Linked DNA regions of Mus musculus: region 1 is linked to region 2. The links are chromatin loops, found by intact Hi-C in ENCODE. Cell type or tissue: heart. All regions are shown on one strand. Each heading gives the region's core, and the rest is flanking DNA. Links, peaks and the distances in the headings are about the cores only.

Evidence for each region. A loop is a pair of places that touch in the nucleus more often than their neighbours do. Peaks named below come from ENCODE experiments on the same cell type or tissue, not always from the same donor. Only the 100,000 strongest peaks of a DNase experiment are listed, where the experiment ranks them.
Region 1: it touches region 2 in a loop (2.0-fold over the local background); 6 of 42 quality-filtered maps call a loop at or near these places.

Annotation. Positions count from the first base shown.
Region 1 is chr13:112,303,908-112,320,794 of GRCm38, forward strand. It overlaps Ankrd55 (ankyrin repeat domain 55), which reads left to right. Exons shown (of 11, transcript NM_029898.3): 2 at 14,518-14,640. Among named protein-coding and RNA genes, the nearest start is that of Ankrd55, 24 kb to the left of the region's middle. In heart, for the core only: no CTCF peak of the experiment used is centred there; no DNase peak of the experiment used is centred there; H3K27ac peaks cover 979 bases.
Region 2 is chr13:112,400,258-112,416,783 of GRCm38, forward strand. Gm33905 (a long non-coding RNA gene) reads left to right here and starts at 11,625. Exons shown (of 3, transcript XR_382923.3): 1 at 11,625-11,941. In heart, for the core only: no CTCF peak of the experiment used is centred there; DNase peaks (open chromatin) are centred at 4,664, 7,124, 7,724 and 8,034; H3K27ac peaks cover 581 bases.

The DNA.
Region 1 (16,887 bases), core at 5,590-13,589, 95 kb before region 2:
CTACCACCCATTCCCATTTTTTTGGCCCTGGCGTTCCTCTGTACTGGGGCATATAAAGTTTGCGTGTCCAATGGGCCTCTCTTTCCAGTGATGGCCGACTAGGCCATCTTTTGATACATATGCAGCTAGAGTCAAGAGCTCTGGGGTACTGGTTAGTTCATATTATTGTTCCACCTATAGGGTTGCAGATCCCTTTAGCTCCTTGGGTACTTTCTCTAGCTCCTCCATTGGGAGCCCTGTGATCCATCCAATAGCTGACTGTGAGCATCCACTTCTGTGTTTGCTAGGCCCCGGCATAGTCTCACTAGAGACAGCTACATCTGGGTCCTTTCAATAAAATCTTGCTAGTGTATGCAATGTTGTCAGCGTTTGGAAGCTGATTATGGGGTGGATCCCTGGATATGGCAGTCTCTAGATGGTCCATCCTTTCGAAACAGAGACATTTTCAATGAACTAAGTGCTTTTGGGGTCACTGGCCAGACCTTTCCTGCTCAGATATAATCGTAAGTTTTGATGGTAGCCACAGCTTTTCATTTCCTGTGGAAATATAAACAAATCTGCATCCCCATTATGAAACTTTCAGTGGCTTCCATTCTTATGTTAACATATCCTTATAGTATATGCTGATTTAATTCCACAGTACTTTCTATAACCCAGTGTCTCTCAGCTTCTATTTCAATCCCGTTTATTTGCAATTTTAATTTTGGCCTCAGATCATTAACAACTGTTTGCCAGAACACATATTTTTCAGTACATCCCGACCCTCCTGTTCTTTCTACTGGAGTGGCTTTGCCTGTGATGTAGGGAAACAGCAGCTTGGCAACCCTATCACCTGTGTTAAATTGTATCTCTCTTTTTGCATAAGCCATTATTTTCATTTCTCCTTGGAGAACTTCATCTACAATTCTTGGATGCACAATGAATCCCTGGGAAGTCAGTCCACTCCTTCCCAAGATCATCCCTACTGTCCCAGAGGGCGAAGGACCATAAACTCCAGTCGTTATTTTATAACACTGAGGTTTGGGGGATAGAGGAAGATGTTTATTTGTGGCCAAGTCTACAGCGAAGCTGCCTGCAGTATCGTGCATCAATCTCCAATGCTGAATGGAGGATTTTTGGTCTGCACGTCGCTCTGGCTGTAATGGCTCATATTTTTTTGCTGTGGGGCCTGGAGCTAGGCCCCCAAGGCTGTTTCTGACTAGTAAGAAATTACCTCGAATATCTCTTTAAGACCTACACTCATTGGTCCAGTGTCAACCCTCGCTATATTGCCTCACATCCCTGGAAGCCTAGGCCTTGTTTCTAGTTTATATTTAGAAAATCATTGCCCTTAGAGATGCCTTATTCAGAATTTTGTTGCAAATATTTCCCACAATTAAAGCACCAGTTATTTTGAGATCCGAGACCTTTAGCAGCTTGGTCACAGTATCTTTGCAAATGATTGTATTTCCTGCAGTTGAAACCCTGGGCATTTTGATATCTGAAACCTCTGACTATAACTTGATTAGTATGATACACATTAGAACCAACACCTGGTGTATCCCTTATACACTTGTCTATAGGCACTGCTCTCACCTTTAATGATCTAATAACTTTTTTATATTTAGTATTTGAATTTTCATATGCCAAGGACTCTATCAACATCTGTCTTGCATCATGGTCTGATACAGTTTTGTTCATTGCTGAGACCGATGTTCGTAAAAACTCAGTGACAGCTCCTCCGGAACCATGTATAATCTTTGTAAACCAGGTGGACTTTTTCCCCAGGGCTCCTCAGCTTTGTCCCAAACTCTTAAAGCCACTAAGAAACATTCTTCTATAGTAACATCATCAAGTTGAACCTGTGCTTTTACATCAGAGTACTCCCCTTCACCCAACATCTAATCTTTTTCTATATTCACCCACCTCACTCTATTTCAATGTTCAATATTCACAGCTTTCCCACCCCCACCATGTTAACCATTAAAACTGTGGACCAGTCTCTAGTACAGCTGTTACAAATACCTTCCAAGCTTGAGAAATGAGTCTATTTTGAGTAGCCCAGTTATTTAGAATTTGTCTCACAGAAGGTGAATGCATCCCATATGAAATCATGGCCTCTTTAAATGCCTTAGAGCTATCATTTCTATAGGATGTCATCCTATCTCATCATAGCCTCATTACACCTTTAGCAAGCATATGAGAAAGTTGATGGTGATGATCTTGTAACCCCAGGTTCCTCTCACTCTAGTGACTCCGTTGCTTCTAGATTAACGCTTTCTCTCAAAATGGGCTGCATCATCAGCACATCCTCCCACTTTTTCAGCTTCTCTCTGACCTGACCAACTCCAGCACCATTTCTTTCACCCTTTCCTTCTACAGGAAACCTCCACTCTCTTGCCTTTCTTGCCAGGACTGAGCCTTTTTTGTTTTCTCTTCTCCTGTGAGCCTCGATCCCCAGGTACTTCCACCTCCACCGGCAACCTTTCCAGTTGCATAGACAGCCCCCAAGAGCACCCCCTTCTGTTTCCCATTTCAGCCATCTTTTGTTTCTCATGCCCCTCCATTTCCACCTGCAATATTTCCACCCACTCATCCAATCTTTCAAACTTTTTTTTAAACAAAATATATGAAGAAAAAAGAAAAAAATAACAGAAAAATTTCCTCTGGGAGCAATGTGGAGGATGTCTGGTTGCAGCTCCAATAAACTTTTTGCTTGCCTCTTGAAAAAAATATATTGATTCCTTTGTTCCCTGTCATTTCATTCATGGCATTTGAAATCAAATCCTCTACTTTATTCTTTAACTTCAAGCCCCATGTTGATGTGCTGCTTGTAGCTGGTCTTTGCTACTTTGTGGATTCTTCTTTTTTTCCCACACTTTATCCCCCCAGTTTCACCTCCTATCACTAGATATAAGAGAAAGGATAGAGGGGGGAGAGAGCCCTAAACCTAATTTCTTTCTTTTAGTTTCTTCTTTGAGTGTGAGTACTAACAAACTGCTACTCCCCTGAATGACCACCAACCAACAATCCCACACACACACACACTCCTTTATCAGGGCCCTAGCACTTAGATTCTCTCTGAAAAGTTCCCAGAATTCCAAATATCACACAATCACAGAAACTATCTGCTGCTGACAAAACCACGCCTCTGCTGGAGGGCAAGAGGCAAGCACAGTCAGCTGCCGAGAGGCAGACCCACATTGCCACATCTGATGAAGACAAAAACTGTCCTTATAATATTTCTATGGTTCTTTTTAAAGAAACCAAAACCCAAAATTTTCACTATACTACCCTTCTTCAGTTTGCCAATTTGGAGACAATATGCTAGTAAAATCAGCAAACACCTGACCAATATATTAAACACTGCTCTTACTCATAGTCTCTGAAGTTTAGAATTATTTTTCTTCAATAAAAAAAACAAGTCATTTATCCCAAACAACTGTGCATTGATGCATAGGACCTTCAAAAGAGGTCCTATGGGGAACAATTATATACCAGGTTAGGTTCTATTCATTGCTTTTATGAAGCAAGTAAGTAGCCTAAGACAAGTAATGTAACAATTATCTCAAAGATTAAAAGCTGCTGTATTTCAATTCTTTGTGGGCAGCTTTGATGGCAGATCATCATTGTCAATTTGATTTGGTTTTAAATTATCTAAGAGATACAATTCTGTTTATCATATGATGATAGGTGACTCAATATTTGGCTCCCCACAGATGTTAGGTAGACATGTTGAGTACCAATCAGAAAAGGAAACATAGAGGTCAGCAGTCTACTCAACACCAATGTCTCCTCCAAAGGTATCACCAAGATATGTTCAGTCAGAACCTACTGAGGTACTGGCTAGGAAGCACTAGTTCACAATGTAGCTCCATCCCTGTCTCTGGTTCTCTGAAAATCTCTTCTCTGGTTTGTGCTCACCAGAATTCAGTCTGGGCCTGCAGGAAACAATTATTAACTTGTTACCAGTATTTGAAAGCAGCTGTATGTTTACCACAGTCTGCTCCTTTTTAATTGAACCAAATCTACTTCTTTATATACTTCTTATCTTTCCAGAGTTCCCACAGGATGGTAGAAGCCTGACTCTATCACCTGATACTTTGAGAAAATGAATAAGGTAAAGATAGTCAGATCATTGTCCAGAATAATGAAAGGGGAGATGACATAATGTTTATTTATATTTAGTTTTCAGAGCTAGGCAGGCTAACACAATCCTTTTTAAAAATTCATGTAAAATTTACACTCCCCTAATTAATGAAGGACTAATGCAATATATTAACATCAAGAGTTCAATAAGAATTGAGTGGATAAGAAAACCCATTTGCATTTGAAGATACACCCTAAATTGATCAGTAAATTCAGTTACCCCATTTTAAAGGTTTCTATACGTTAAAGCAAGCAAGAAACAACAACAACAAAGCCCACATCTTTTAAAGAATCACTGACAGGGCATTCTGTGAATGCTCCTTGAGTGCATGTAGTCTCAGCACAAGGGAGACTGAGGCAGGAGGCTCACTAATAGTGCAAAGCCAGTGACTTCCTGGAAAGCCTGGACTATTTACCAAGATCTTGTGTGAAACAGAAACAAAACCATCGAAACCTTAGGCATGATGAAGTATGCCTGCAATCCAGGCACTCAGAAAAGAGGCAGAAGGACTGCTATACATTTGAGGCCTGTTTTCATAGTGAGTCTCAGGCCAGCCAGGGTTACATAACTAGCAAGCCTCTCTATTTAAAATTAAGTATTCATTGAATTAATCAACAAATAAATACCCATTTTTTAAAAAAGAAAAGAAAAAAGTACTTTCTAGAGAGGCATCTTTGCTTGCTCCTGTGTATTTAGAAAGCTCCAAACTGGCTCTAAATTATGTTTTTAAAGATTGGCATTCCCCTGGCTCAGAACCCAGAGACCATAAAGACTCCTCACCACCAGCGGGTGGCAATGTTGTACCTTGGAGCCATTATGGTGCTGTGAAGGCTGGTTCCTCCTGAAAGGTGCAAAGGTCTTCTTATCTCCTTACAAATAGTTAGAGCTTTCTAGGTTGCCCCAAGACATAATTTCTCTGCTGTCCCACAATACCTAAGATAACTGTGTGGAAATAGAGAGGAATCTAAATTAGAAGAAGGCCCTGGAAAGTATCTCTTTAAGTGATTTTACTGTCCAGTCATAATAGCCCAAGGATGTCTCAATCACCACTTCAACATCTGTCTTCCTTCTGGATTATGTTCTTTTAAAAGACAGAGACTCTACACCCTTTGTGGCCAGGAGATGCAGAGTCTATGGATGGCTTAGTATATTTAAATTCTCCAGGGGCAATATGTTCTAGTTAAAAGAATAATCTAAGATCTACAGATCTCTCTATAAATGCTTATAATTAACTCTAATGTCATGGGTGAGTTCTATTACCCAAGGATGCTCATAATAGAATATACCAAGGGAACTCTCTCAAATCCTCTGGTTTCGATTCTAAAGGCTAAAATGCCCTTTACACTGACACGGCCACTCCACGAAAGGGCCATGGCTTAAGCAGTGCAGGTGTTGATCTGGCCTCAAAGCAGTTGCAACAAAATGGGCTCAGTGACTTTTTAATGCAATCAGTGACTTTCCAAAGAACACCACAGCTCTAAAACTGGAACCCAAGAAGACACAAAATCTGAGGAGCTCAGGCACCCCAAACATTGGTAGTAGCCAGCTGTACATCTGAAGCCCTAATGTCCCGAGGATTCAATAGACAGTCTCTAATACAACTGGAAGCAAATTAGATTTTGGCTAATCAGAATAAGCAAAGAGATGTCAAAATTAGCTACCGATCCTTGTGTTTTTTAAGTAAAATTAATCATCTAAAATAGTTATCCAGGGTTGGTTTTTTGGTTGGTTGGTTGGTTGGTTGGTTGGTTGGTTGATTTGTGGGGTTGTTAAAGATCCAATTTTCGATGAGCTCAGATTTTACTAGAGTCCACACTCAGAAGTTACTGTGAGGAGGTGCTGCACAGTTTCTAAGCACACAGCATCCGTTCTGTTCCTCTCACTGCAGACTGGACACGGTTCATAGACAACACCAAAAGGTACCACTTCAGTACAGGTTTTGTTTTTCCTTCATCATTAAAATGTTCACCTTCTTTTGTCTTTTTACAATAACTATATTGCCAAGTGTCACTTGCTGAGTAAACCCAAAGTTCCCTTTGAATAAACCCCAGATTTCAGCGGTGGCCTCAGGAGCAATCAATCTATAAGATGGCTTTACCAGTTGCCAACCTTTTCAGTCTGTTTATAACTTATGAAATGTTCTCTTTGTGTTAATTTTCCCACAGCAGTTTTTAGAATTTCCAAGTGTCAACTTTGGACTGTTTCTTTACTTGTATTATTGAAGTATTTGTACAGCTATGACCAAGGGGTCAACAGAGCAACTTCAAGGTGGGAAGATTTCCTTTGGCTCATGTAACAGAGGGTTTGGTCCATCCTGTAGGCAAGGCATGGCAGAGTGATTCACATCCCAGCAGTAAGGAAGCATCATAAAGAATCCAGGAGGGGCTGGGAACAAAAGACCCCCAAGGACCCACCCCCACCCCAGCACGATGTCCCTAGCTAGACCCTACCTCCGAATGAAGCTCTCAAGCAACACCTTACTGGATGCCAGTCCCCAGCACATGAGCCTTTTAGGGGAACACATTATATCTAAGCCAGAACAGTGATGACTGTACAAAGCTCTATCTCCTTTTTGGGTAATGAAATACTAGTGTAAAGTTACTAAGCCGCATCTCTCTCAACATTTATGAGAAGAAAATCTTGGCTAACTTCGATGACCATAAGCAATGTCCATGCCTTATAGAGTCTGAAAACTACAGGAGGCACAGAACATGACCAAGACATTCCATTTTTTTAGCCTGCTCTTCTGGTTCTTTCTGTATTCCATGCGTAGAGACACATGAAATGTTTTAGAATATACAACTAATATTTCCTCCCATGGTTCTTCCTATTCATTCATGTCCTCTCTTGCTGCAGACTGGCCTCAACGTGAGGCCCTCAATCTGCAGGAGAATCAGAGTTCCGGTTCAGGTGGACAGGGAGTGACAAACAAATACAGACACAAGGGAGTGTTGTATCTGAATGTAATGTGTCAAAGTGAGCATCAGACTTATATATTACAAAAGAAAACAAAGAAGTTAGGTGATACAACAGTTAAGCTACTTTGAAGTTTTCTGACACAAAACAGAGAAAGGCATTCAAAAGACTGGAAGGCACCAGGCAATGTTTACAGTTGAGATAAGAGTAACCCTGCCTAGAGTCAGCTAATGACAGGGACCAGGAGGGGATTTCACACCCTGTCACAGTTTATGTTATTCCTCTGAGCCTTGTGAAAGCTTGCACCAGGGGGTTCTGCTCTAGCAGACCTTTTTCATGAATAATGCAGTACTGTAGTTCTTCCTTAAACCATAGCCCTCCTTTTTCCTAGGCCATGGTAAATTCTTGCATATGGGAGTAACTTGGCTGCTCTTTTAAGTATCTGTAGGGAATGTCCATTTGTCAGAAGAACTCACCAACTTTCTTCTAATATGCAATGTAGTCTGCCATGCCCAACTGTAATGAGAATTCTAAGTTTACTATTTTGAACTAGCCCTGAGAATACTAGCTCCTATCTGGCAAACGGAGATGCCTGATTACTAAATGTCAGCAGTGGGGCATTTCGTCTGGATAAATGACATTCTTACAAAATTCCAAGCCCAGGGTCAGCTCAAGGACTGCCTAGGACATTGGTGAAGGCCAGACAGTAGAATTCAACCTGATTTAGGTTTAGTAAAATCATTTCTTGGAGGCACCTATAATAAAACAATACTGAAAGAAAGCACACAGATCTATACGCTGACTAATGCAGGGACAGGTTTGGAACATTCATGCCAAGGTTCCAGGAGACTGAGTTTCCATGAAACAATTTGCCTCGGGACTGTGTCCAAGCCTTTAGGCTTGTCACGCAGACTTCACTGGAGTGGGTGTGGCTCTCTCTCTCTCTCTCTCTCTCTCTCTCTCTCTCTCTCTCTCTCTCTGTGTGTGTGTGTGTGTGTGTGTGTGTGTGTGTGTATTCTACCTTTCTGCATGCAGCTGTGCATAGGTCTTTCTGTTTAGGCTTCATACACAGAGGTGAGAAGCATTTAAAACCTGCTCCCTGGGAAGATCAATAGAGATATGATGAATTCTTGGTGCTAAATAGGTAGATGATAGAAAATAGACAGATACATACAGAAAGATACATGGAGGATAAAGGGGGCATGTGTTGTTCAATTATATAGAGCTATTTGGTGATGTTAAGTGGATTTGTGACCTTTTGTTGAAAAGAAACTCTTCTGCCCTCATTTTAGATCCCAAAGGATGATCAACCATTCTTTTCTTTGTAGCAGCTCCAAGGTAAGACTAGGGATCCACACTCACCATGGTTTAGACTGAGCATTTCTACGGAGCCTCTAAGAGTCTTCTCGTTCTTAATTGCTAGTTTCCTAGCAGATCCTAAGCTAAATGAACTCGGAAGCTCACTTTGATCAGCCTTGTAGGACACCTCCTTTCCTTCTCCCTTCTTCATCTCTCACTTTAAGTTCCTTCTTAGCATACTTCCTGGATGGTCTTCTAGCCAAGACTATCTATCTTTAACAGGATGTTTGTGTTCTTGTGGCATGACCTGGAACCTGGCTGTCAAGCTCTAGTAACTCCAATGTCTTTCTCTGTCACTCCATCACTGTTACTTCTGACTGCGTAGGAGTCCAGGATAATTTCATTGTAGCACTGTTTACACGAGGGCCCTTTGAAACCAAGACCATTCACAATAGAAAAAGAAGAATAAAGTACACAGAGATGAACTTAACCTAGAAGGCAAGGGACTTGCACACCCAAAACTACAATGAGGTGCTCAAGTAAATTAAAGAAGATGCCAACAAATGAGAAGACATCCAGGGTTTCCTGAACTACAAAGGCATATTTAGATGTCACTGGTTCTCGGAGAAGTACAATCTCTGACAAAAACTCAATGACTTTTTTATAGACATGGGATATTTCATTCAAAAATGTCATTTGGAATCCTAATGATCTCCCAGACGTTTCAGACAGTTTTACAAAAAAACAAAATTAGAGAGAGGCCTCACCTTTCCTGGTTTTACAAATTATAAAGTTACAGTAACCAAAAAGTGTGGTACTGGCATGAAGGTAGTAGTCATACAGATTAATGGAGTAGAACTGAAAGTCCAAAGATGATTCCATATATCTATGGCTAGCTAGTTTTTAAGAAGGGTGATAGCCATGTGTGGTGGTGCACACCTTCAGTCCCAGCACTCAGGAGGCAGATGCAGGTGGATCTCTGTGAGTTTGAAGCCAGCCTGGTCTACAAAAAAAAGTTCCAGAACAGCCAGTGCTACACAGAGAAACCATATGTTGAAAAAAATAAATACAAATAAAATAAAATTAAGAAGAGCGCTAAGATCACTCAACAATGATCTTCAAAATACAGTGCTTAAGACAGTAGATAATAACAGGAAAGATTTTAAATTCTCACCTTACAGCAAGCATATCAAAGACCCAATCATAATGTGTAGAACCATAAAACTTTTAGAAAGGAGCCCAAAGAAAGAGCATCTAGCAATGGGTTTGGCAGGGATTTCCTGGACATGATGCCAAAAGCACAAGCCACAAAAGAGAAATATAGACAAATTTCTGAGAGACTCTACTAACTGCAAACAGGAAAGCCATAGAGGAGTAGCAGTTTGTGCATCCAACATCTGTTATAGGCATTAATATCAATAGCGAAGTTCTCCATATGTCCCTAAAGGCCAAGATCACAAAACAATGACCTTATTACAAAGTGAAAAAAGAATCTTAATAATCATTCTTCCAAAAATAAAGGGACAGCCAATGACATATGCAAAAGATATTCAACATTGGCAATCATTAGAGAACTGTAATTTAAAACTACGACTAAATACTCAGCCACTTTAACCATTCAAAGGTTGAATGGCTCAAAGGGATGGTTGTTATGAAAGATAACATCCTTTCACACACAATATGTAAGCAAGATGAGGATGTGGGAAATTAGAACCTATATACAGATGTGGTATAAAATGGTATAGCTGCCTTGAAAAAACAGTTTCTTAGTAGGGGTTTCTATTGTTGTGATAGAAAATACCATGACCAAAATCAACATGAAGAAATGGTTATTTTATTTTACAACTCTCAAGTTATAACCCATCACTGACAGAACTCAGGGCAAGAATCTAGAGGCAAGAACTGAAAGAAAGACCATAGCGGAACACTTCTTACTATACCTTCCCCATGGCTTACTCAGCCTGCTTTCTTATTCAACATAAGACCACTCACACAGGGATGACACCAGCCACCGTGGGCTGGGACATCCGACATCAATCATAAATTAAGAAAATGCCCTGTAGATATGCCTGTAAACAAATCTTATGGAGGCATTTTTTCAACTGAGATTCCAACTTTCCAAATGATTCTAGTTTGGGTCAAGTTGACCAAAAAAAAAATCAACACAAGCAGTATAGTTGATTGTTAAAACTGAGCATAAAAACAATATAATCACATTAACCAGCAATCCTACTTTTGAGGTTATAGCCAAAAGAGTTGAGAGCAGGCTACCAAAGCAATTTGTGCACACATGTTCACTGGGGCGTTACTCATAATAGCCAAAAGAAAGAAAAGAAAAAGCAAAACCAAGTGGACACCAAGAGATGAATAGAGAAATAAATATGATTGGTTTGTATGTAGAAAAGAAGATCACTCAACATTCAAAAGGAAAAGTGGACACATGATCCTCCATGAATGAGCCGACACTATGCTGTGTGAAATAATCTAGTCACAAAGAGACAAACAGTGTTCATTCCACACATATGAAAAACCTAGACTCAGATTCACAGACACAGAAAGTACGGTCGAGCTTTCTAGAGGCTGGGCAGGGAAAATAGGGGTTATGATGTAATGGGTACAGAGTTCTGGAAGATGAAAAGGGCTTGGAGATGGGTGGTGGTGGTTGTGCAATATTGTGAATGCCTTAAGGCCAGAGAACTGTAAAGTTAAAATGGTTAAATGTTGTGTATGCAAACTCAACTAACTAGACCACCTTCGTGACCTCATGGAATTATCTCCAGAACTAACCATCCTGCTCTCTTAAACCACTCAGGATACACAAATGAAGTTCACGACACCTCATTGTAGCCTCTCTCCTCTTACTCTTCCCAGCCTCCTCCAGCCACATTTAACACACAGGGTAAATATCTCAGTGTAACCCTGACCTGTGCAGAATGGACGGGCCCTATCACTCCCTCGACGTGGTAATAATCAGTTATCAGTTAGCGTTTCCTCCTCGTGAATTAGTTCACTAATTCCTGTGGAGCCAATATCCGTCTAATACCTTATGCTCCTTGCCAATGTGCCACTGCTAAAATTGTCCTTGCCTAGGACTCTCTGGCAAACTCACAAGAAAACTAAAGCATGTCCGCAAGGTAATACAAAACGACAAGCCATAAAATAAATAAGGGAATGAATAAGAAGGATGTCTTGGCATATGCAAATGTTCCAGGGATATTGCTGGCCTAAGGTGCTGTGATTGGGGGTTCAAGTGGTGTCAGCAGTTGCCAGCTCTTCCATTCCCCTGGCTCAGCTCTGCTCTGCTCCATCTTCATTCTTCTCACCAGGCAGATGCTGACTGCAAGCTTCCCAATTCATGGGCAGTGGAACAGAGAGAGAATGTGTGTGAGAGGAAGGTGGGGAGGGGAGGGAGGAGAGCAGTGCTCGCCACAATCCCAGCTGGAGTCTATTTGCTTTTCATAGACTCTAATCGGTCCACAGCCCTGAATATGTCACCTCGACCACAGTAATGCAAATTCTTAATAGCTCTGTTCCAGGTCACATATTCTGAATCTGGGTCAGGATAGAATAGTCCACTGAAACTGCAGTTTGCCTGGAAGTGGAGTACTGATGACCACCCCGGAGTGTTCAAGGTAAAGCTAGCATCAGGAAGAGGGGAGGTTGAGCAACAGAAAAGACAGATTCAGCCATCTTTCAATGAGTCTCATGGGTACTTGACAGGCTCAGATATATTGCACATAAATGTAATATTCAAATCCTTCTGGCAAAATATTTTTGGGATCCTAATTCTAGGAGGCAGTACAGCACCACATCGTGATGAAAGTACTGTGTATATCAGTCATGAACTGAACATGAACATGTTATCAAGTAGCATGCAGTTTCTAAAACCCCACAGTTGAATCTGGTGTGATGGCATACACTTGTGATCTTAGCACGGCGGGTGGGGTGGGGGGCACAGGTAGATCACTCATGAATTTGAGACCAGTCTGATCTACAACTCATGAGTTCTAGGCCATCAAGGGCTACACAGTGATGCCCTGCCTCAGATCAATAAGAAACAAACAGCTCCGTAGTCCACCTGTCACCGTCGGCAGCTTCCTGACCCAATCAGGCTTCTTCCCAGGGGTCACTACCAGCATCTTTGAATGTGCACGTATTACTAGAAAGTAGGTCCCTCTTTTAAGTTGGGGCCTTAGTTCCAACACCCAGAGACCCTGGGAATCATCTTAACAAAATGCCCTGAATTATGTGAAGATCTGTAACAAAATCTAAGTGATATATGGCTTCATTAGTTGCCTTCATCAACAAGAGCCCTATTTTAAATATATACCCCAGACATGTAATACTGTCTAAATAAGCTAACATTTTTTTAAGTGGAGCAGAATAAGTAGCAAGTACTAAAAAATGCTTACTAAATGCCAGGTTGCTGTTAAGCACACAGGATTAATTTTAACACAGAGTCACTCCACCCAAGGGAGGTAGTTTCTAAGGGAGGCACTTGTCAGTGTTGTCAAGATCTCCACTTTACAGATAAGGAAACTAAGCCCGGTGAGGGTGACTGGCCCACAATTCCACGCAGCTGGTTAGCACAAGCCTGGCATATACCCAAGGTATCTGACTCCAAAGTCATCAAGCCAACCGCACCCTGCCATGCAAATGAGTAGGGGAGCCTGCTTCAAAACATGGACGAGTTAGAAAGCAGTCACTCGCTGTACAAAACAATGTTATTGTAAATAAGCCATCCCCAGCTACGAGCTTGCGTTGGACTGGCTAGCTGGGTAAAAATCATTAATGGTTTCTCAGAAATACTGGGACAGAGAAACCAAACCCAAACTTTAGGACTCGTGGCAGCTAAAGTTCAAAGAACCAAAAGGCCAATGGTCTTAGTGTCCACCCGAGAAGAAAAACACAACTTTAAAACTGTTGAGATATCCTCTCTCTAATAGAGGGGCTTGGCACAGCCTCCCCTGAGGTGTCCCACAAGACAGCTCGCTTCTTAACCATCTCTGTGCATTCCTGCAGTCACCTGACCACAGTCTGTTGTCATCCTTGGCAGTAAGACCTGTTGGATCAATTCTTCACAAAGGCACAGTAAACAGTTGGCTCCCTCATTCAAAGCAGTTTCGTACAACCTTAGTTCTTCTAGAAATAGCATCTTTACAAACCCAGGTGTTTGAAACTGAACAGGTTTTAATTGGGGGGGGGGTATGCAAAATGAGGCATGAGAAGCCAATATAAATGCAGTAGATGAGCACCAATGAAAAGGTATGGCTCTCCTTTCAATTGCAGGACAACAGTGGTGGGCAGGTTATGAGGGGGGCCACATGAGAGCTAGTTCTGCATAGGGAAAGCTCCTGGTGGGAAGGAGGCAGCTACTGCTGGATGCCAAGCAAGGGAGGGAGAGCCCCATCTTCTCCCTTCCCAGTCTTCAGTGCCTCCCTCCCATGTATCCTCCCATGCAGGATAAAGGCATCTGGAGATACAGTCATCACAGATGAAGGTGCAGAACATCTCTGGAGGAGAGAGAGGGAGGAGCATAATGCTTTTCCCAAAGATGGATGAACTGAGGTACTAAGAAGACAGGTCATGCGTCCATGGATGTAGTTCAGTTGGTAGAGGGCTTACCTAGAAAGCACATGCCTTCAATGCCCAACAATTGCATAGAATCAGGCATAGCAGCCCACATCTGCAAATGCAAGGGGTGGATGTAAGAGAATCAGCAATCCAAGATCAGCCTCGGCTATATAGAATACTCAAGGCTAACCTGGGCTACACGAGAACTTGACTCTAAACAGGAAACAAGCAAAAGAGAAGACTGTAGCATGCTTTGGGTCTTGAAGAATAGATTGAAGCCAAGACACTGGCCTTCTTCCCTTGCTGGTCTCTCTAATTTTGGGAAACCAGCATGCCCAAAGAGTCATGACATGCAAAGAGTGCCTAATCCCAAGGCTCCTTGCCAACACGTGGTGGCGTTGCAAATGACCTAGAGTGGCCCACTTTTCTTCAGAAGTGTCTTTTCCAGAAAGGAGTATGTGACTAAGCTGACTCAGCCTCTGCCTGGATTCACTGGGGAGGGAGGTTTAGTGACTCACTTGTGTGGGTGACAATCTGGTCTTGTGGTATTCTTTGAGTGAACGTACTCTACATATTAACAGAGTGTCTGGTTCATGCAGGTGACTCATCTGAAGAAGTCGACCTGGCAATGGTGTATCAGGCAGCATCGAATGGAGATGTCAACTCTCTGACCTCCGTCATTCGGGAGGATCCGTCCATCCTGGAGTGTTGTGACAGTGAAGGTGAGCTGTTTGTGAGGTGTTTTTGTTTTTGTTTTAAACCTGGAATGGAATGCTTTATCCTTTCAGAGATGGTCTTTTGAGATGAGCAACACTAGTGAAATTCTTTTTGACTGACCACAAGATACTATAGGCATCTTGCCTGTGGCTCTGTAGAATCCTTTGGCATTTTTCAGCATGACACTGGACACAGAACTTCAGCACCTTTTACACATTATTCACTTATTATATTTCATATATTATTATGAAGTGGGTTGTTTCCAGTATTTTTGTAAGACTGACCAATTACGTGTGTGTGTGTGTGTGTGTGTGTGTGTGTGTGAAAGCCAGAAGTCAACCTCAAGTGTCATTTCTAAGGTATTATACATTTTATTTTTTGAGACAAGGTTTTTCACTGGAATTTTGAACTCACCCAGTAAGTTAAGCTGACTGAGCCCCAAGTATCTGCCTGTCTCCATTCCCTCTGGACCAATATTACAAGTACAAAACATTATGTCTGACTTTCGTATGCGTGTTCTGGGAAACCTACTCAGGGCCTCAGGATTGCACAGCAAGCACTTTGGGGACGGAGGCCTCTCTTTGATCACCAGTAGTTATAACAGGTATCTAGGAAGAGCAGAAATGGATGTTGGAGAAATGTAAGAATTTGGCCCTTGAGACCACATCATGGTTGTATTTCCACCTGTATTCTTTCTAAATACAACTAAGAACTCTGGATATGATGACTAATATAACTCTGGAAACCAAGAGAAGGACCAAGTCCTTAGATCCAAGGACAGGCATGATGGTGAGTTCTCTGGGATGGCCTTTTGCCTTGTATATCCCAGGGTTGGAGCTGAAGGAGCTGGCAACACAGAATACCAAAAGACACGGACAGAAGAGAAGCCTCTGAAAATCTGCATCCTATAGGCAAAACGCCAAGACTGATCACTGATAGGAGGAGACTCTCTACACCTCTATGTGGTTTCACAAGAGGGAACACTCCGTCATCTGTATGAATTCTTGCTTCAGAAGCTTAGAGGGAGAAGAGCGAAATAATCTCAAAACACACGGAGGGGGAGAGAGGAAACAAGAAAAGATGAAATTAACCGGGCGTGGTGGTGCACACTTTTAATCTCAGCACTCGGGAGGCAGAGGCAGGAGGATTTCTGAATTCGAGGCCAGCCTGGTCTACAAAGTGAGTTCCAGGACAGCCAGGGCTACACAGAGAAACCCTGTCTTGAAAAAACAAAAAAACAAAAAAAGATGAAATCAAAAACAAAAGCAATAGGGAAAAAAAAATCTAAAAAAACCAAGGAACAACCTGTAGCACTGTCACTGTCAAGAAAAACTAACTGAAGGAGATGCAAATTCCTGCTCTTGGGAATGCAAGGACATCACTACAGTCCCCACAGAAATGCTGCAAACAACTTCACACACGTAAATTTGACAATTTAGATGAATGGATTAATTGCTCAAAATAAAATAAATTGAGAGGAGGAGGAGAAGAGGTTAGCTTCCCTTAGAAACTACTGTTCATCTATACATGAAAATACCACAGTGGACACCAACAATAAACTTAATTAATGGTTGTTAACAGTCCTGGTACAAAACAAGTTAAATATTCCTATAAGTATTTAGAAAATTAAATTTATAATTTAAAAAATTTTAAAGAGGACTACCTTCAGGCATTGATGGTCCTGTAGAGTTCTACTATGTATTTATTTATTTATTTATTTATTTATTTATTTATTGTTTAGCATTATTTTATGTGTTTGAATGCTTTGCCTGAATTTTGTCTGTATACCATGTGCATGCTTGGTGGCCCAGGTCAGAAGAGGGTGTCAGATCTTCTGGAACTAGAGGTACAGATGGTTGTGAGCCAACCTCTGGGTGCTGGGAACCAAACCCAGGTCCTTTGGAAGAGCAACAAATGTTCTTAATCACTGAGCCATCTCTCTGATCCATTCACAAAAATTTTCCAGAACAATCAGCGTTACTTTCATATGATTTCTTTCAAAAAGAGGAAAATACTTCTTAGCTATATTTATGAGCTAAAATTGCATTACTATCAATACTTGATAAAATCATAAACTAACTAGTTAAAGAAGAAAAATCACATCAGTTGGCACAGACACAGTTCATAGAATTCAATAAACATCCAAAATTTAAATCTCGGAAAATAGAAATGGAGAGGAGCCTTTTCTCAATGTGACAGAGAACAAAGCCAGGGGCAGTGGCACGAGCCTACAGTTCCAGTCTCTCGGGAGA
Region 2 (16,526 bases), core at 4,499-12,498:
TCTTTGAAATCTTTCTCTCATGGGTAAAGGTTGTAGGGCACATCCTTATGGTGACTTCATGCAGTATAAGACGGAAAGCCCTCAGCCACTGACCTTACTCCGTCTGTTTGCTTGTTTGTTTGTTTATTTGCTTGCTTGTTCGTTTGAGGCAGTGTTTCTCTGTATAGCCCTGGCTTTCCTGGAACTCACTCTGTAGACCAGGCTGGCCTTGAACTCAGAAATCCTCCTGCCTCTGCCTCCTGAGTGCTGGGACTAAAGGTATGTGCCACCACTGCCCTGCCTGGCCTTACTCTGATGCATTCTCTCCGTTGGTAAGATTTCCCTCCTCCCACCCTCACATGATTCATAGAGAGCCTAGATAAGGTAATGGGCTAGTTCCATCAAAACTGGGGCATGCCTTTCAACACGTTCTACATAGACCCTATAGCAAACTCACTCTTCTATGAAGGAATGTTTGACACTACTCCTTTGTCCTTACCTTAAATCCACAAACTGCTGAGCTTTTGAACTTGGAGGAACTTAAATGTCTCAAGGAGTCATTTGTCTTCAGTTATAGCCAGGGTTTCACAAGAAATAGCTCTTTGGTGCAGATTATATTTAAGGAGCACTCGATTCAGTTGGCTTTATTCTAATTCAAACATTGGTAGAGAAAAAATAAATTCTATAATCTAATTCTGAGTCTTACTGATTTTAACAAATAAAGGTTTTTTTAAGAAGAAAATATAAGTAGGATCTAATTATATATATAAATATATATATATATATATATAAATATATATATATATATATATATATATATATATATATATATATATATCAGGAAATGAATTGTGTCTACTGGGCTCTCAGTTCATCCTTCTGTGTAGTCTTACAGTAAACCTTATTATTGTCACATTCATTCCTTGGTCTACATGTTGGTTTAAGGAAGCATTTGATAGTACAATTTCCTCTCTATGAAGATAGAATTGGAATGGTTTCATCTAGGAAACAGGCTCTCTGTAAACTGATCTATGTATGACAAGTATATGTTATAATTCCCAGGATGGAGACTGTCACAGTCAGGTATGTAAGATACTTGTTATTTACAGTCTTCCTCAGATAGGCTTAAAATATATTTTCTCCAGGGAACCATTGCGAATTCACAAATAATGGTTTCTCTGTGTCCCACAATGACCTCCTTTGACTCAAGACTGCATTCCTAAGAGCAGCCCAAAAGTCAGCTTATTCATCTATTATTCATCCGATTATTACAGATAGAAAACAAGCAGCGTAGCTCAACAAGTTAACAGTTCCCGAACAGCCCCATTGTCCCATTGTAAACAGGCACTGCTCTGCCATCAACATTTCCAGAAATTCAGTGAATGACTGGATGCCAGTGGCCAAAATATATCAAATCTAACCAGGAGGTTCATCATCCCACAGTCACTATTGCTCGAAGTCAGCGCTTAGTCCCCATGATGTTTATGCACCAGACCCTAGACCAGTGATTCTTAACTTGTTGGTCATAACACGGGGGTTACATATCAGATTACATACATAACATTACATATCAGATATCTGCCAAGGGTCCAGAGTGATAACTCCATGGCTGGCATTGAATGGAAGGGGAAATGTGGAAATGACTTTATTTAAATGTTTTAGTGAAAGAAAAAAGAAAACAGTTTAGACATTGCCCCCTCTCCTTGGAAAATAGCATGGCCCATAGCACATGCTCAGTGACTATGGTCCTAGCAGTGAAATGAGCATAATAACAAAGTCTCTGTTGTTTTTTGGACAGGTTATGCCATTGAAGAACTAAAATCACAATCACTTCGCCAGTAGCACTGTGCATGGTACTGGACATGATACTGTCTACCACCCTGGTTCTACCATTGAGGGGCTCATATCTATTACAAAAATGAGTTTTTCTTACCACGCTCTATTTTGTAAGACTTTCCCTGGGCATTCTGTTGTCTCAAGAAGTAGCTAAAAGTTGAGGGATGTTCTAAGAGAGAATTATATTTCTAACCTGGGATCTAAGATGTCGTTGTAAATTAAGCAGAAAGTGAGAAGAGAGAAGTTGGAGGAGCACACATAGGAAAGCTGGGAAATAAGACAGAGTGTACAATACTGCAAATCCTTCCGCAGTGTTGACAGAGATGGGTGAGGGTGAGGGACTGCTAAGCAAGGGACACATGGAAATTCTTTAAGACTATTTTGTGCGATTTGCTCTTTGTCATAAGGATTACTCTCCATCAATAGGTTTGTGTAAATGAGGAGCCAAATTATTGCCCGAGCTTTTGTTCCCACCGGAAAGAACATGCTCAGGACAACCGGAACCTTCTGCGGCAAAAGCTTTATTGCTTACTTCTTCAGGAGCAAGAGCGAAAATGGCAAAACCCCGTCCCTTTTAAGGAGAATTATCCTCCGCCTGGGACGTGTCGCTCCCTGATTGGCTGCAGCCCATTGGCCGAGTTGTCGTCACGGGGAAGGCAGAGCACATGGAGTAGAGAACTACCCTGGCACATGCGCAGATTATTTGTTTACTACTTAGAACACAGGATGTCAGCGCCATCTTGTAATGGCGAATGTGAGGGCGACTCCCCACACCAAATGAGAGATGAGAGTATTTAAAGCACTGGTTACCGTATGAAGAACAGAAAGGAAAGCAGCAAAAATGGGGTTAGGAAGACTAGGAGGTTGTCACATTCACTATGTAGGAAAAATAATAACCAGATAGGATAGAGACATGCAAGAGGTAATATAGTTGCTAGACATTAGGAACATGGCACAGAAGGCAGCAAGGATAGTGTTGAGATTCTGACTTCAACCACTGGAAACTCATGGTACCAATCCCTGAGAAAAGGGCGCCAGCTGGAGAAGAGACTAAGAGCTGGCAGCCATGAGCTAGCTCTGTGTAGGAGATGCCCGTTCTGGAATGCCGGTAGGAGTTCTGTGTTCGGTAGTCCAGATAAACTACTGAACTTTGGTTTCATTTTCATTTTACTGTTTTGTTTTGTTGTTGCTGCTACTGTGGTTGTCGTTGTCGTTGTTGTTGCTGCTGTCATGGTCATCATCATGGTTGTTTTAGATAAAGTTTCTCTATGTAGCCCAATGCCCCAGCCTTTTAAGCAGTGGGACTACAGATATATGCCACCATAGTGAGTCTAACTGCCGAACTGTCCATGAGTTCTACAACATACATACGAATAGAAGAAGACTCCACAGAGGGTTTTATAAAATTGTGGTGGAAAGACAGATGCCACAAAAGCCAAGTCATTTTTTATCACTGTCACCAGTATCATGCTGCCTAAAGTCCAAGTTAGACAAGGCTGGAGGAGAAGAACCTTGGTGTAGCAAAAGGGTTATTAATGCCGGGGAGACAGCTCAGTGGGAAAGAGTGCATGCTGCCTGGCACAGGACTGGAGTCCAGAGCCACAGAACTCATACAACAGCGGGAAATAGTCACTTGTGTACCTATAACCCAGCACAATGGGAATCTCTGAGGCTTTCTGACCAACAGCTCAGCCAAAAAGCAGTGAGCTCCATGTTGAGTGGGAAACCCTGTCTCAAGAAATAATGTGGAGTATTATAGATACAACACACACACGCGCGCGAATGAACAAATGACATTAAAGAATAAACATTAAGACAACACCAACACAATTTATCGAACATGCAAAAGTCGGGCTGGCGACTGTCTGGACCCTTCCCTGCTACAGACACTATAGGTATTCATGGAACTATAGGTATTCTGCATGCTACCAAAGGGAAAAGGTGAATATCGACCTACCTACAATAATCTACAATGAAGCCTGCAAGATGCACTAGTGCCATAATGACACAAAGCTTGTGGGCGTAACCACCTAACATCTGATTGGATTTAGGACCCATTTCTTGAGATGGAATCTATCCCTGCTACTGCTCAAGTGGCCAAGACTCTGAAACTAACCCAGGGACTGAGGAGAAAAAACAAATACTACTGTCCTGCTAAAGGAAGGTAGCCATAAAATGGTTCCTAATGACACTCTGCCGTACTCATAGATGAGTACCGCACGAAGCCTTCTGGGAGAAGCTTCCTCTTGCGGTAGATGGAAACAAATACTGAGCTCCTCGGCCAGGCGATGGGCAGAGAGTGAGAGATCTTGAAGCACTCTTTTCTGAATGTGTTCTAAGTAGCTCTATCAAACACCTTTGCTCAGGTCTCCAGGATCTTTGTGGAAGAGGAGGCAGAAAAGATGTAAGAGCCAGAGGAGATCAAGGAAACAAAGCCTTCTAAACACAGTAGGGTTGACAAACACACGAACTCACAGAGACTGTGGCAGCATACACTGGTCTGCACCAAATGGGGTCGCAGTGTTGTGAGGAGAAGTGGACGCAAGCCCCCATCCTCAACCCAGAAGCTGTCTTCAACTGATGACCATTTGCAAGTGAAAACTTAGTTTTCTGCAATAGAGATGCAAACCACTTACTAGGATACTACCCAATCTTTTTAAAATTATTTGTATTGTGTATATGAGTACACTGTAGCTGTTTTCAGACACACCAGAAGAAGGCATCGGATCCCATTACAGATGGTTATGAGCCACCATGTGCTTCCTGGGAACTGAATTCAGGACCTTTGGAAAAGCAGTAAGAGTTCTTAACAGCTGAGCCATCTCTCCAGCCAGGACACAAAGCAATCTTAAGAGCTGGCCCCATGCCCACCAGTAGATAGGCAACACAAAATGAACTCAATGGCATCTTTGGAGACCCATGTGTCATAATATTTTGTCAGGGCATTATTTTAACCTTACAGGCCCTTTGCAAATTTTATAACATCTGGTTTTAGTTTTTGCGAGATTCCCGTGAATGTGGATATGTGTGTCTCTGAGTATTTATATGTGTCTATATATGTGTATATATACGTGTATCTATACATTTTTATATATGTATTTATATGTGTGTATATATGAGTGTCTAGATGTGTTTCTTATGTTTTCTTCTTTGGATTTTTTTCTGTCCTTCCCAGTTTGCCTGGTTTTGTTTTTATCTTATTTTATTTTACTTTATTTCATTATTATTCTCTAGAATGCCTGTTTATTTTCTAATCAGAGACAGGAAGGATGTGAATTCTGATGAGAGGGGAGGTGGTGGGGGCCTCAGAGGAATTGTGAGAGGAAACTGTTATCAGAGCACACTGTAGTAAAATAAAATCTACTTGCAATAAAAGAAAAATAGGAAAAACACAATAAAAACAAACATTAAAAGGAAGTTTCTTAGTAATATTTAGCAGGATCAATGTCGGAGGAATGTTGGCATAGAAGGCAGAGTTCCAGGATGTCAGAGAGAGGAATTTCAGGGTAAGGAATTAGTGAGAGTGAGCGAAGATATTTGTCTCAATAAACTGGATGTAACCAAAACAGGCAAAATGAGCCAGAGTCAAGAGGATAGAGAAGCAAGGGAGGGCTCTGTGTGTGTGCACATGCGTGTGCACTTGCGCGCGTGCATGTGTGTGTGTGTGTGTGTGTGTGTGTGTGTGAGAGAGAGAGAGAGAGAGAGAGAGAGAGAGAGAGAGAGAGAGAGAGAGACACGCATGTGTGAGCATACAGGTGAATATGCATAACAAACACTACAGGTAAGTCTCAGATCTGTCATTCCTCAAGAACTACCCACGATTTATTTTATTTATTTATTTATTTATTTATTTATTTATTTATTTATTTATTTATTTTTGAGACAGGGTTCCTCACTGGCCAGGAACTCCCCGAGTAGGCTACATCGACCATCCAGAGAGTCTCAAGCATCCCTAGAGTGACGTTTCTGACACCTTGAAATTTTGATTTCTTTAAAACCACAGAAATATTATAAGAATGTGTTTTTGTTTGATCCCAGGTGCAGAGCTATGAGGCTGTCCTCAGCAGCTGACTGCGATTGTCTCAAGCTCTAGCAGAGGCACGGTGTGGCCAACTCCCAATTGTCTGACATTTGGAATTCTGGGAAATTTTCAGAGGATATATAAATGCTAGAGCTCTGATAGGCGGGGGTCGGTCGGTGATAATTGATCACTTGGGGGGGGGAGGTTGGTCCAGTTTTGATAGTAGCTGTGCTCAAAGAAGAAACTGTAATTAGACAAACAAAAGGAAAGAAATTAGATTCAGGGGTATCTATCTATCTATCTATCTACCCTCCCTCTATCCTTGTTTCTCTCTTATCTAGTGTTAGGGGGTGAAACTAGGGGCTATCAAGGATGGGAAAAAGAAGAAGCCACAAAGTATTGAAGACAAGCTCCGTGTCCCCATCCCTGCTTCCCCAGCACGGGATTACAGGCACATACTGAGACCACTGACACCCATGCTCTTACATAAGGCTGTGGAGATATCACTAAGGGCTTCTTGCTTACAGGCATTTCATCAAATGTGCTGTCTCTCTGGCTCAGAGCACAGTATTATAAGGATGGGAGGAAACCGTGGGTTGTTTAAAGCAGGAGCAAGTGAAGCAGGAGAGAGATGGAATCTCCAACCCAGCTGTCTATAAGGCTGCAAGAGAAACCCAATGCCTTGAAACTAGTTGACAGTGAGAAGAAATCACTTCAGCAGTGATGGGAAGGAGGGAGGAAATGATGATTGCTTCCACAGGTAAGATTGTGGCGAGAATGGGAGGAAGTTCCTGTCTAGTGGTTTTATTTTCTCATCAAGTAGATAAAAATTTCCCACCTAGAAAAACTGTTTTCTTTCCTTCAGTATATGTGCCAACTTTATGATTATGAATTTTCTCTGATTGTGGTTTCTCCTATGAGTAAACCCAGAACTTACCATTAAATAATTACTTGTTTTCCTTTAACAAGGGGATCTTAACTCCTAGTCCCCAGAATTGCTCAAACCAAGATTTGGTGGGCATCAGAGTACAGATGAATTCGACCCTAGGTGGAATGCTATAGGCCTTTATCCACTGGCTTTATATAGGGAAGAAACATCCAGCCTTACAAGAGACTCTAAAGATGGCAGGTACCCCTATGTGCACGAATGACCTAGAACCCTCCATCAGGAGCACCCTCAAATGTAAGTAATTATCACAAAACAAGACCTAGCCATTCTCAGCAGGCAGCCATTTTCCATCCCAGCCACCAACAACATGGCAGCCAACTTATTTGCCAGAGTGTCCAAGACTCCACTCAGATCTGGAGAAGGAAGCAGGGAAGCTTCTCCTCTCAGGTCTCTGTCTTCACTCTGGGGATCCCATGTTGATGCATCGCAAAGGCAGATCCTGATTGGTCAGCAGCAGCCCTCTCCACCTCCCAATAAACACACCCACACCCACACCCACACACCCTTCCTGGGCTATTTCAAAATAAGAAAGGCTCATATCCATCCTTTAGCAAACTTCTGAAGAAAATTATCTGGTAAACTTCCACGTTGACTATTTCAAAACTAAGTAACATTCTGACTTTGTCAGTGAAATGAAAATTGGAAAGGAAAGAGGTGGGAAGCACCCGCCACTGTGGCAGAAAGGATAAACAGGACACAGAGTGAAGAGGAGCCATCAGAATGTGGAAGGGTTGTGCTGACCCAATCAACTGAGATGTAAAGGCATACAGTTGTTCCCCCCCCCCCTGCTCTTCATTGTCTAGCAAGCATTTTACCGTATTCCAGAAGGATAAAAAATGATTCTCTCCGCTGCTAGAAATGCAGCTACCAGGGAGACTTTTCTTGTAGAGAGAAAATAGCAAGGACAAACGGCGAGCCAAAACCAACAGTTAGCTATTCGTTTCCAGCTGGAAAAACGTATCATTTTTTTCAGCCACACCCCATGCTGTTGTGATCCCAGCTCTTTTTACGCCTAGAGTTTTTACATTTTCTGGCCTGACCTTAGCCCAGCATCTCTGATCCAAGTGCGGCTGTTTAGAACCCCACCACCACCACCACCACCACCACCCCCACCACCAAATCCTTCCATTTTCCTTGTCCAGCCTACCATGCTGCTTACCACGTCTAGGGAATAAAAAGTGGATGGTGCTCTTCTTCCTGGCCAATTGGCTTGGGCATCTCAGTCAATACAATTCCCTACTGACTTGGGGCAGACTGTGGCCCAAAGCACTCATTTCTCACTAAAAGCAATGGAAAATTCTTTGACATGGCCCCAACCATCACCACTCACTCTGGCAGAAGCAACCATCATTGTGATTTGTCTGCCTGGAGACAGGCAGGGTCAGAGTGAGCAGGATGTCACTTGGAAAGCAGGTTGTTTTTCTGCAGTGAATTTAGGTTTATTGAGTTTGTAAAAGCTTCATTTTGGAAACAACAAAGGCTATTGTTCATAATTAAGCGTCACAACCCTACATCCCGAGGCTTCCCAACCCTAAACAAGCATGTGTTAAGGACACTGGAACTTTAGGACTGAGGCCATCGGCTATAAAGGACACTATGTAGGTCCTGTTACGTTGGGAGGCTCACTGTACAAGAAGAAAAAGAGGAACCAGCAAGAAGACTGTGGGAGACAGGGTAGGTAAGCTATAGTCTTTGAATTTGAATTTGCATTCAATGGGAAGGAAGGGAGGAAAATGAAGGGGAGGGTTCCTGAAAGTATAGGGCTGCCCACTGTGATTCTCTCGAAGTCAGCTCCAGCTTAGAGATGTAAGGACATTAAGCAGAAACACATTTGGCCTGATTTCTTCAGTAAACCTGTCTCATGGGAAAAGAAGGAAGAGAAGATAGGGGTGTAACAGCTAAACGCAGTGTGTGGTCCACATGTTGGATTTGGTTTGAATAAGCCAGTTACAAAAGACCTCCTGAGACGAATCGGTGGTATTTGGGAATTATTATTTATTTTAATGTGATCATGATTATTATAAGTTTGTGAGAAAATGTTTTTATTTTTAGAGATGCATATGTGCACATTTAGGGTTGAAATAGTATTGCTTCTGGAGTTTACTTTGAAATATCTGGGTAAAAAAGAATAAAATAAATATTGTAATTACTTAGCAATGATAGATCATTTAGATAATTGGGATATATGGGTGTTAATCATACTCTATGCTTTCTGTCTATCGAAAAATATATAATGGGACAAGTTTAAACAAATAAAAGAGGCAAAAAGTCAAGAAGAGTCTAAAAACATCTGCAGGTCGGTTATTCCCTCAAGGTCTCTTGAACAACTAAAGGTTGGGTGCAGAAGGAAGAGCCCACAGGCAACAGAATCCAGCTGGTTCTCCAGGATGCAGCAGTGTCCAAGCAGACAAGTATTCAGACCAACAGAGCAATGGGATAGGCCCCAGGGAAGCAGGAAGAAAGGGGGAGGGGGAGGGAAGGGAGGGGGAAGGAAGGGGAAGGGAAGGAAATGAAGGAGGAGGAAGAGGGGAGAAAGGGGGAGGAAGAAGGGGAGAGGGAGGGGAGGAAGGGAAAGGTGAGGAAGAGGGGGGGAGTAAGGGAGAGGTGGGGAAGGGGGAGGAGATGGAGATTGATGGTAGAGCAGGGAGGGCTTTGAGGGGGAAACAGACCCGAGCCAAGGCTTGACCAGTGGGAAGTCCTGTTAGGTAGAAAAGTCCCTCTCTTCCAGCCAGGGAGCACTCTCAGACCCTATGCAGGGGCTGAGGTGACAGGTGGGAAAGGAGCAGGAGCACCCTCAGAGACAGGCCAGAGCTTTGAAAAGCCCATTTGCAGGGACTTTAGTCAATATACCCTTAAGAACCCTGTATCAGGACACATGCCTTTAATCCCAGCACTCCAGAGGCAGAGGCAAGCAGATCTTTGTGAGTTCAAGGCCAGCCTGGTCAATAGAGCAAATTCTAAGACAACCAGGGTTATACAGAGAAACCCTGACTCAACCCTCGATGCCACCCCAAATGACCTTGAAGTGACATGAAATATGAGAATGGAAGAGGACACTTGATACAACCCATTTCTCAGTGTGGTGGTTTGAATAAGAATGGTCCCATAGGCTCATGTATTTGAAAGCTTAGTCACAGAAGTGTAAATGTTTGGAAGGGTTACAAGGATTAGGGGGTGTAGCCTTATTTGACTATAGGTGTTTTCCTTGTTTGAGGTTTCAAAAGCTCCCCCAACCCCTCCCTCTCCCTCCCCCAACCCCCTCCCTCTCCCTCCCCCAACCCCCTCCCTCTCCCCTCCCCCTTCCCCTCTCCCTTTCCCCCTCCCTCTTTCCCCTTTCTCCTTCCCTCTCCCTCTTCCCCTCCCTCTCTCCCCCTCTCCCTCCCACTATCCCTCTCCCTCTGCCCCCTTCTCCCTCTCCCCCTCCCTCTGCCTTCCCCTCTCCCTCTCCCTCTCCCTCACTCTCTCCCCTCCTGCCTCCCCCTTTCTCTTTCCCTCTGCCTCACTTTCTCCCTCCCCCTTCTTCTCTCCTTCACCCCCCCCTCCTAATCCCTCTTTGTCCACCCCCCACCCCTGTCTTCAGTTCAGGATGTAGCTCTCAGCTACTCCCACATTATTCACACTTCCAAGCTGTCACAGGTGATGATGGACTAACCCTCTGGAACTGTAAGTGAAAGAACCTAGTGGGTAAACCCCCACTCAACTCCCAATTCGGCATGCACCCAAGAATCATGAACAAACAACAGACCATCTTGATGTAAAAACATGAGTTAGTTTAATGGCGGAGCTCTGGGTCGAACCGTATCTTGCACAGGAGACAGTGGATTCGACCACGAGGCTTGGAAGCTAGGGGGTTTTATAGAAAAGGGTCTGGGGCTGGGGGAGGAAGTGGTGCGCTTTCACATGATTGGTCCATTTAAACATCAGCAGACTGTACATGCAGATAACATTTAACTTAGGTCAGAAGGGCAGGAGATAGGGAGGCGCCGGGCCAGTCTGGCATGTCATTCTCTTTATCTTTATAGCCAAGCAGCAACGGGCCTGCCCAGGCATGTTCTGGCCTGTTCTGCTGTGTTCTCAGCCCCAGGTTTCAAAGCTCACAAACAACTCTTTGGGCTATTTGACATAAATTACATGAATCACAGGTCTCGAGTTTTATTTTCTTTCATTAGCACACCCCCAATCAGCTGCTTTCTTTTGTCAGAGTTGTCTTGCTCATGATGTCACAGCCATAGAACAGTGATTAGGACACTAAGACGCTCAGAAAAGCTAAAACAGTTACAGCAAAGCAGAGAACATTTTACACAAGCAGAGAGAGCACCTGTTGGGTCAAAGGTGGGGTCATTAATCCCCAGCACATGTCATTTCCTGTCTTGGTGTCCGACTCTGAACACTGACCTTCTAGGCATGTTCTCTGCTCTGTTTACACAACGGGGCCCCAAAGTCAGTCTCCATCCTTGCTTGGGCTTCCAGCTTCCAATACTTTAAATAACACATAATTCTCCCAAACTTGACTAACCACTTCCCTGTGAAGTTGCCTTCAAGAGTCAAGGCAGGGCAGTAGTAAGGAGCACTGTGTATTTGCACAGGTCTAGTGTGGAGAGCCTTTGTGGGGTGCCACTTGGCAGGAATCTGACATTAGAGCATGACAAAGAAGAAAGCTCAGGCAGGGACCTGACGTTGGCCAAGGACAAGGACAAGGAAGTAAAAATCTGGTTTTAGGGTAAAACAAAGACATAGGCTCTGATATCTTGATCATCCTTAGAAACAGCTATCACCGGAGTGATCATGGGGCTTTGTGTTTACTGTCTTGCTTGTTTCTTGACTATCGTCCTGCTTGATTCCTCATTGAGCTGCTAGCCCTAATACCTGCATGTAACTAAAATGGTATAAAAGCAGATTGGGAAAAATTAAAGCTGCCTTCAGTCTCAGAACTGACTGGGGTCATGCTACAATGTTTGTCTAACTGTCTTTTCTCTTTTTAATCCTCGCTCCCTCGCTGGAGGACCTGTTGACTAAGCAGACTTGGTCAGTCTAGGCCGCTGTGTTCACACCAGCCACAGCTCTGGGACCTGCAACTTCTGAAAGGAGTTAGAGCCATATGGATGGAGAGCTGCTGACATGCGCTGTGGTGGCATGTGACCTAAGGGGATCTAAAGGTTCTGCTTAAGGGCCCATCTCTCAGCCTTGGGTACAGTGTAGTCACATCTCAGTTTAGGATTAGGAGAACTGGTGTGTGCTCTGTTATAAGATCTCTTTAATTTCTCTACAAGTGGAAGACATGGTCACTTTTTTTTTCTACTATCTGAACCTACTTCTACATCTTCAGCTAAGGATCAGATACAGTAGCTGTTGACATCAGAACCTCCCAAACCTATGACATCACATAGGCAACAGCACAACCCACAGACCTCTTACCAAGACAACGGGCACCATATTCCCAGAATCCACTTGGCTCACTTCCCACCTTTACCTGAGTTACATCATTGTCCATATAAATAAGGGGAATGCCCCTCCCTCTCTCTCTTTCCCCCTTCTCTTTCTGCTGCCACCTTCCTCCCCTCTCCCCCCCCCCCCGCCCCCCACTAAATCTCTCACACGTGGAACTGTTTGGGCCCAGTGTGCTGTGTTCAGACTCGAGCCACTATTTTAACACATCAGCAGCATGTGTAAGACTCTGGGGAGCCTTAGCTTACTGCCGACCTCCTGAGTGAACCACATGGAGCCAGATCAATGTAAAAACAAAAGGAATTTATTGTTCCAGTGCACCGGGGTTGTCCCAGGCCCAAAGGAGAGAAGGTAACCCACAGTGCCGCGAGTTTTTTTTTATGGTTTCCAGGGGCAGAACAGAGCATCAGCAAATAGGCACAATACAATTGGCGGAACAGGGTATACCCTTTTAACTGATTGGTCTTTAGGGAATGAGGTGACAAGGACTTCCCTTGTCTGAAGGTGGGCACGGTCTGTCCAGTGGAATGTGTCCCCACCCACAGGTCGGTTCCTACCCTGTGATCTGAGGAATATTAATTAGCCTCTCCCTTTGGGGGATGGGGAGTGTTTCATGACCTTCCCAAAGTTCCAAGCTGACCTTTTCAGACACAGAGGCACACAAAGAGAGGAACCCCAGAAGATGGGAACACTCTCATAGAGGGCAGGTCCCCAGCACAGTTGACAGGTTGGACACCAAGTTCCCATTTCTCTTCTTCTTTTGTCTCAGGACATAGACATTGGATTCTTTCAAAAATTAACATGCTGATAATTCCAAACAGCCGTTTAGAGCTCAGTTTTCTAATGCTGTCTGTGAGACCAGGCCTTTGAGTCAGCTGACCCCCTATGCCTCCTGAACAGAACAGAGCAGTAGGTTTCCTTTAGTCCATTTTCTTGTTCTGTTTCATTAAGGTCTCATTCTGGTGTTATGGCTGAGCATGAAAAACAGATGCTGTGTTTTCCAGGAACTAGAGCAAAAGTGAAGAGAAGAACCTAGAAGGCTAGACAGACAGAGGACAACACGGGACAGTTCACAAGCAGATACACCTTGGTTTGGCCAGCTACCAGAGAGCAGGCGGTAAATGGTGGCTCACTCCTCTAATGCCAGTACTAGGAAAACTGAGCAGGAGGATTGTTGTGAATTTGGAGGCTGGACTGGGACACAGCCTGAGTTCCAGGTTAGGCTGTGCTACAGAGTAAGGTCCTGTTTCAAAACAAGCACGCATATGCCTATGCCACTCCTGCAGAAGTGAAAGCATTGCAAGTCCATGGACTAACGAAGGCCTGTGGCTTGTGCCGCCCAACCTCGGAGGCCACAGCCTCACGTCAGGCCAGCAGGACTAAATCTTGCCTGCCACTTCACAGCTGCGTGACTGTGAAGGTCTCACAGTCTCACTTCCTTTAGAATAATGGATAATAACGGCCCAGGTTTCCAAAGGCCATTATTAGGATTAAATAAGATAATGTCCAAAAGTCATGAGCGCCAGGCAAAGAATAAGCACTTAATGAGACTTATAAATAATACTAACTAGCAGCGCTAGAATGGAGCAGCAGAATTTAGATGAGGCAAAGGAAGAAAATAAGTGTGAGTGGGCCCAAGTGGTCTGTAACGCAAAGGTTCTGCGCCCACTCAGTTATGACGTCATTGGAGTTAGCATAAGCTAGATGAGATCTCACAAAGCTCAGCATAGTATGTTACCAGGCACACAAATATGTATGTATACCTCACTCTCTACCTTCGTTTTGCTCTCAGTGTTTTATTGCTCGGAGATTATAATCACAAATGGTAAATCTCAAAAGACATATTCAATCTGAAACGCAGACAGCAGTAAACATGAGTGGAAAGAACTGTTAAGTTACTGTGTGTGGTACAGGCTCACATTCTTTCTCGCCTTGCTGCTAAACAAGGTATAGGTTAACTTCAGAGACAGACTGAAATGGACCAATGCCCTGTTTTGAAAAATAAGATCTTCAGCCGGGCGGTGGTGGCGCACGCCTTTAATCCCAGCACTTGGGAGGCAGAGGCAGGCGGGTTTCTGAGTTCGAGGCCAGCCTGGTCTACAAAGTGAGTTCCAGGACAGCCAGGGCTATACAGAGAAACCCTGTCTCGAAAAACCAAAAAAAAAAAGAGAGAGAGAGAGAAAGAGAGAAAGAAAAGAAAAAAAAAAGAAAAATAAGATCTTCAAATCAAATGTCAAAACCATGCTTAACTTTTTTAAAGAACCGAAGTGGAGGCTGGCAAGATAGCTCAGTGGACCAAAGGGCTCTGCCTTCAAACTGATGGCCCAGGTGCAATTCCTGGGGTCCACATTGTCCTCCAGGCGAGTTTCTCTCCAACCTCCACATGCGCACCATGATGCCTGCCTTCCTCACACAAAACAAATAAACATACAGTACATTTCTTCATTTTTGTTTTTATTTTTCTTAAGCACTTAATTTCCAGCAATATCAATTTGGATGAGAATGGTTGGTTGGCTACACTATATATATATTTTTTAATCTCCTCTTAGGTATTTAGAGCAATCCCAGGGGGATTACTTATTTCTACAGCTATATAACTGTAAAGGAATGTGCCTAAGACTAACATGCTTATATCTACTCTTAAAACTAATGTATAACTTATGCTTTTAATCAAACTCAGACCTCTTTGAGACTATTGTGCCTTAAGAGGATCCCAATTATTGATCTGTTCACACTCAGAAACTGTCAATAAAGGAGCTTCATTTCCGGGTCTTCAGAAGCACAAATTCAGGGACTGGAGAGCTAGTCCAACGGTCAAGAATACAGTACACATTGCTCTTACAAAGGAACAGAGTTCAGTTCCCCATACCCACAATGGGCCACTCACAACTGGGGGATCCGACTCCCTCTTCTGGACTCTTCAGGCACTTGCACTCATGTGCACTTACCCTTATGCAAATACACATAATTTAGAATTTTTCAAAAGTATTATAGCTCAGAACTCTGACCTGTGTCCCAAGGAAAGCAGGTAAGATGGGGGCTTTCAGGGACAGGTGGAGCTGACTTCTTACAAAAGGAATAGTTTTCTCCGTAAGAAACTTCTGTTATTATTTGATTAACAACAGGGACCAGTGGAAGATAAATAGAATATATAAACAGAAGAGAAATGGGCATACAAAAACACAAGTCCAATAACTTCCAGAATACATCACTATATACTATGGTGGTGACCACAGTCCACATTCCAGGCAGCAGCTGTAGAAATGTGTGAGTTCTTGTCCCTTCAGTAGCTTCCCGATTCTGTTTTGAAAAGTTGTTGTTGTTGCTGTTGTTTTTTAACTCTCTCCTTCCTTTCCTTACATACCATTCACTGTTCCTTCCCCCCACATTTTCCTGCATTCTTCCTGGCGGTTCTGAACTCACCCACAAGCAGGGGTGACAATAATAGAACACTTCCCAGTTTTCTCCAGAGGTCTTGGATCAGAGGTTAAGTAATCCATCCTAAGGCACCCAGATTGGCTTCCCAGCCTTGGCTCAGGGCCTAGCTCCCCATGGTCACACAGGGTGGTCCAGGATCCTCCGTACACACCAACTCCCAGGGCCCGGGCCCTTAGAAGGAGTCACCTCCACAGAGTGAGGAGCTGGGTGACCAGGGAGCACCACAGCTTGGCTCTCATGGAGAGCCTTCCTATGCTAACCTGATTTTTAGGAAGATGATCACACAACCGCGCAGTAGTTGCGCACACCTTTAATCCCAGCACTTGGGAGGCAGAGGCAGGTGGATTTCTGAGGCCAGGCTGGTCAACAGAGTGAGTTCCAGGACAGAGGACAGCCAGGGCTATACAGAGAAACCCTGTCTCGAAAAACGAAAAGAGAGAGAGAGAGAGAGAGAGAGAGAGAGAGAGAGAGAGAGAGAGAGAGAGAGATGATCATGCTACATTCATTGTTTAAAGAAGAACAAAACAAAAAACAAAACCAACAATGATAAAACCCTGGCAGGTCAGGGTGAGGGTTCCTTTCTACAGATAAAGGTAGCTGGGCTCTTTCTTTTCACTCCAGGAAGCCTATTGTTTGACAAATTCGCTAACTCTGCTTGAATTCCAAAGTGAAATTACAAGAAACAAAGAGGAAACTCTAAGCAAGGTCCACAGGACTGAGGTTTCACTTTTAAAAGGGCTTCTCCCATCCCAATACCCCACCCATCCCCCACCCCACCCCCGCACCAGTTTTATTCTTTAGGAATGTTTACCCACTGGGTTTCTTCTCCTTTTAAAAATTTAAAACTCCTTACAGCTT